2 separate regions of the Homo sapiens genome follow, and region 2 is linked to region 1. A link is an interaction called in ENCODE POLR2A ChIA-PET data of the cell type or tissue named here. Cell type or tissue: OCI-LY7. All regions are shown on one strand. Region 1 has its middle 140 kb from the start of LINC01170. Region 2 overlaps ZNF608 (zinc finger protein 608).

The links. Peaks named below come from ENCODE experiments on the same cell type or tissue, not always from the same donor. Only the 100,000 strongest peaks of a DNase experiment are listed, where the experiment ranks them.
Region 2: POLR2A ChIA-PET joins it to region 1 with 6 read pairs; 4 of 35 experiments call an interaction of 5 or more read pairs at or near these places.

The regions. Positions count from the first base shown.
Region 1 is chr5:124,575,960-124,578,459 of GRCh38, forward strand. No RefSeq gene overlaps it. Among named protein-coding and RNA genes, the nearest start is that of LINC01170, 140 kb to the left of the region's middle. In OCI-LY7, no CTCF peak of the experiment used is centred here; a DNase peak (open chromatin) is centred at 1,172.
Region 2 is chr5:124,635,919-124,638,418 of GRCh38, forward strand. ZNF608 (zinc finger protein 608) reads right to left here. Exons shown (of 10, transcript NM_020747.3): 10 at 997-1,988. The coding sequence ends at 1,982. Among named protein-coding and RNA genes, the nearest start is that of ZNF608, 110 kb to the right of the region's middle. In OCI-LY7, no CTCF peak of the experiment used is centred here; no DNase peak of the experiment used is centred here.

The DNA of each region.
Region 1 (2,500 bases):
GACTCTAGAGAAATCTAAGCTAATTGCTTTGGGACTTTTCCTACATTTCCATAAATTCTTTGTTAATTTTTTATGAGAAACTGTTATTGCAGTCGCCCTTAAAGTTCCCATTGTATTCAATAATGTAAAGAAGTCATTATGGAAACAGCTATTTGCTAGTGTCCCTGCCAGAGCTGGACGCCTTCTCATCCCTCTGTATTCTCAGGTGAGGTGGGAGGTGTTTTTTGTTTTTTTTTTCTCACTCTTTTTTTTCTAATACAAATTTTTCTTCATCTGAGTTTACTCAAAGCCAATCTAAAAGCAGTTCTATGTGGTGCATGACCTTGTCATTATAGGACAAGAATTGAGTTTGCTTTATCTGACAGTTTGCTCTGGATTTGCTTTTATACCTACTCATCAACCCCAAAGACAAAGAACTCTGTTTTAAGTGATAGAGGAGCAACTGAATGAGCCATGTTTCCCCGGGAATGCTCTAAAATTACCTTAGATGTTACATTTGATTTATTGATTGCTTCAAACCCAGAATCACAATTCCTCTAGCTTCCAATAAGCACTACCAAAGAGCACCTCAAACACATTGCCAAGATTTTCAGAGATGTTTTTCAGCCTGATTTTCTCTTTTGAGCTCCTGTGGGTACAAGAGCACGCCGTCTGGAACCACCAAGGGAAGAAAATCTTCCCTCTCTTGCTCTTAGGCAAGGCTATATTAAACAGAGTCAGACCAGCCTGGTGCTTAAGACACTAAAAGCAAATACACAGAGAGGAAGAGAGATAAGCTTAGCTTTAATTAATTTATCTAGAATTAGCAATCAGAAAATATAAAAAGAAATCCTTCTAATTTCAAAATACTTGCAAAGCTTGTGTTTTACAGCTTGCACTTAAGTTTTATTTCAAATCACATGAGAGACAGATATCAATTCATCCATCTAAACTCAAGATTTGTGCAGGTTACTGTATGCATGCTACGCCTCGATAAAAATGACATGGAGAGAAGGCCAAAAATGTCACCTGAATTTGTCATTACTTTGGGCTTCTGAAGGCCTTCCTCTTTATGGGAAGGCAATGAGCATTGGGGAAGTTACTCTGCCACTTTCAGCCCACCTTGAGCTCTAGGTTGGAGGCTTTGGGTGACTGACTTCTAAGAAAAGTGCTTGCATTCCCTGCAGGTTATTGTCTCTTAAACATCACAGGAACTTGGCTATATTTAGGGCAAACCACACAGTGGTTACACTACACTCTTGGTTAGGGCACACAAGTGGTAAGTATAGCATAGACCTGCCCACATGTGCCTCAGAACTGACCGTTCAGAGTGTGAAAGCAACAAACTCTTCTTGACATGGGCTCTTTGTTATCCACGGGTAGTTTTGGCAGCCTGCATGTAAAAACTGCCCATTTGCAAACATGTTATACATCAGCAAATGACCAAGTGGATTTTCTCAAGTATCAAAACCCACTGGGAGCCATTCAAAGTGTATAAATCCATTCATGCTCTCTTAAGGAAAATAGAATACACAAATATTTTCACAAATGATACTTATTTATTTTAATGAATGATATTTGTTTAAAATGATTAAACCTGCTGCTTTCCAGTCGTAAAGGCAAAGTTCTTGGACCCCAATGTCTCCCAGAAGCCTTCCCAAAGAGTAACTGTTCATTTTGGTAAGCAGTTCAGTAAACCTGTGTTAAATTAAAATGGAAACTAAAAGAGTAATGTCATTTGGAAGACTCTTGGTCTGCTGTCAGCATTTCTGAACACTTCACTTGGTACTGGGAAATCCTAAATGGTTCCCAATCTTTGATGGAGATCATCAAGGCACTGCTGGTACTGAAGATGTTCTAGCTTCTCACAAGTGCACAGACATGGCTTCAACCACACTTCTCTGCAAATCACAACTTGAAATTCGGTCTCCTCTTATCTTCCAATTGGCACTAAGCATTCTTTCAACAGTCTCATAAGCCATTTCTATCAAGAAGGAATTATTGTCTTTAACTATGGAAACGTAAGTCAGCTGCATTACATAATAATAACAGCAGTTGGCCTGGCACAATGGTTCATGCCTGTAATCCCAGCATTTTGGGAGGCCGAGGCGGGCAGATCACTTGAGGTCAGTAGTTCGAGATCAGCCTGGCCAACATAGTGAAACACTGTCTCCACTAAAAATACAAAAATTAGCCAGGTACGGTGGCACATGCCTGTAATCTCAGCTACTCGGGAGGCTGAGGAAGGAGAATTGCTTGAACCCGGGAGGCAGAGGTTGCAGTGAGCCAAGATCGTGCCATTGCACTCCAGCCCGGGTGACAGAATGAGATTCCATCTAAAAAAAAAACAAAAAACAAAAACCAAAAAAAAAACAATAACAGCAGTTATGTTATTTAAGGACATTACCACATAGGAGCAAGGGTATGCTCTGAAGTCCCTAGACTCACCAATTCGTATTTGAAAATTCAAAATTGGATGAGGGTGGAAGTACTACCACTTGGATATAAGAAAAGCTGGTTA
Region 2 (2,500 bases), 60 kb after region 1:
TCTAAGGTGGTCTTTCAAAATCAAGGGAAACATTTCTTTTTGATTGCAAAATTCTATTCATTTCTGATGCAAAGGCCTCTAGGTAGAACTAACCAAATTATACCAAGACAAATTCCGTCAGCTTAAAGAACTTTTTAGTAAACCACGTGGTAGCACTGTCATTAGCAATTATAGTAAAATAATAAAAACTTACAGCTGGAATGGAGCACTGAAATCAACCAGTCCAAACATACAAAGCACACTCCCACCTTGGGGCTTCGGTACTTGCTCTTCCATGTCACTGCAGTGGTGTTCCCCCAGATGTCTGCATGGATCCCCCCCATCTCTTTAGTGGCCACTCTGTTTACAGTTACAAACTCCAGCACATATTCACTATGCCCCACTCCCATGCTTCATTTCTCTTCATTGCATTTATCAACCATCTAACATGCTCTATATATTATTCAGATATTTTATGATATGTTTATCCCACCCACCAAAAAATGAAAGCTCCATGAAGACAGGAATTTGTGTCTGCTTTGTTTACTGCAATATGCCAGAACCCAGTGCAGTGCTTGGGATAAAGCAGGCACTCAGTAAGTGTTTGTTCCAAGCAAAGAAGGGAGAGAAGAGGCAGTTAAAATTTGGCATAAAATATTCTAGTAAATCAATGTAATGACAGCTAACTGACTAAATGACTTTTTACATATTTTTCCTGTTATCCACATGTCATAACATTTGCATCTTTGAAGTATCATTCCATACCATAGAAACCTGTATCTACTAATTTCTAGTGATATCGTGCTCCATGTTTAGGGTAAATACCCTGTAAATGGGAATACATTCACCGAATTAAACACACTATTTGGTTGTTATACCTATGTATCCTATAAGAAAAGTTAATATCTGTTTACTGTATCTTATGCATTGGATATTAATAATATTAAGAAACCCTTCTTTGAAAATTAGAATGACTATCAGCCAGGTAGAAAATAACATGAGACAGACAAGAAGCCATTATTTAAAAAAAAAAAAACTTTTTAATTCTGATTGCCAAATTATTTAAGGCAGGTATAAAAAAGGAAAGCATTCAATATACATTTTACATAAAATAAACTAGATTACAGCATAAAACAAGTAACCAGGCAATGGCGTTAAAGTCTCTCTCTTCTAAAACTGGATAATTGTAAACATTAAAAAAAAAAAAAGACTGTAGAACTATTCAAGTAATAGAACAATCACAGATGTCTCTGGTACGCAGGCTATTGGGTTATTTGCCATTCAAGATTATCAAAAAATGACACCTCATTATTCACAGATGCTCATTATTTCCCCATTTTAATCTTTACATTATATACAACACAGTTTTTGTGGTACTGGCAACCCCATGCCTTCCAAAAGTACTTTTTCCACAATACACAAGTACAAACAGTGACTACAGGAACATTTTACACTGGTGCGTCTTTAACAGGAGCCACCAAATAGACATCTAAATTGTACCAAAGTGTCATCATCACAGTTAGCCTTTCTGAGGGGCTTATGGGAAATATGTGAAGGATATGCAAGGTTCAGGCACACTGATACATAACATTATTTATTTACAATTTTAAAGGAAAAGGAAAAGAAAGTAAGTAGCCTTTTGTGGCTAACACTTTTTAACATGACAAATACATTTTTAATTTCCTTTACTGAGTGGTTTGCGACGTGGCAGCAGACCCTGTGTGTGCGAGCCTGGTTACTGATACAAAAAGTAAAGAATATATTTATATTTATATATATATATATGTATATATACAGATATGTATACGTATATATATATAAAACAGAAGTTTAATTACAGCAACATTTGTTACTCTGTGATAAAATCTGTAATTTACAAAAATGAAATGACTGGTTTTTGCCTGCCATTAAGGCATTTCAAATTAACACCATGGAACTGATGTCTGTATAAAGCGCTTCCCCATGTGATCCAGTCACATGACAATGTACATGTCCAATCTTGTTATTCTCTGCAAAAGAAAAGCAAACCTTAGCACACGGTTCTATCAACATTTTGTTTGTTTGTTTTTTGAGTCGGAGTTTTGCTCTTGTTGCCCAGGCTAGAGTGCCATGGCTCAATCTCGGCTCACCGCAACCTCTGCCTCCTGGGTTCAAGTGATTCTCCTGCCTCAGCCTCCCGAGTAGCTGGGATTATAGGCATGTGCCACCATGCCTGGCTAATTTTATGTTTTTAGTAGAGAGGGGGTTTCTCCATGTTGGTCAGACTGGTCTCAAGCTCCTGACCTCAGGTGATCTGCCCACCTCGGCCTCCCAAAGTGCTGGGATTACAGGCATAAGCCACCACACCCGGCCAACAGTTTTTTTTTTTTTTAGTTTTGAGACAGAGTCTCACTCCATCACCTAGGCTGGAATGCAATGGTGCAATCTCAGCTTACTGCAACCTCCACCTCCTGGGTTCCAGCAATTCTCATGCCTCAGCCTCCCTAGTAGCTGGAATTACAGACGCACACCACCACGCCCA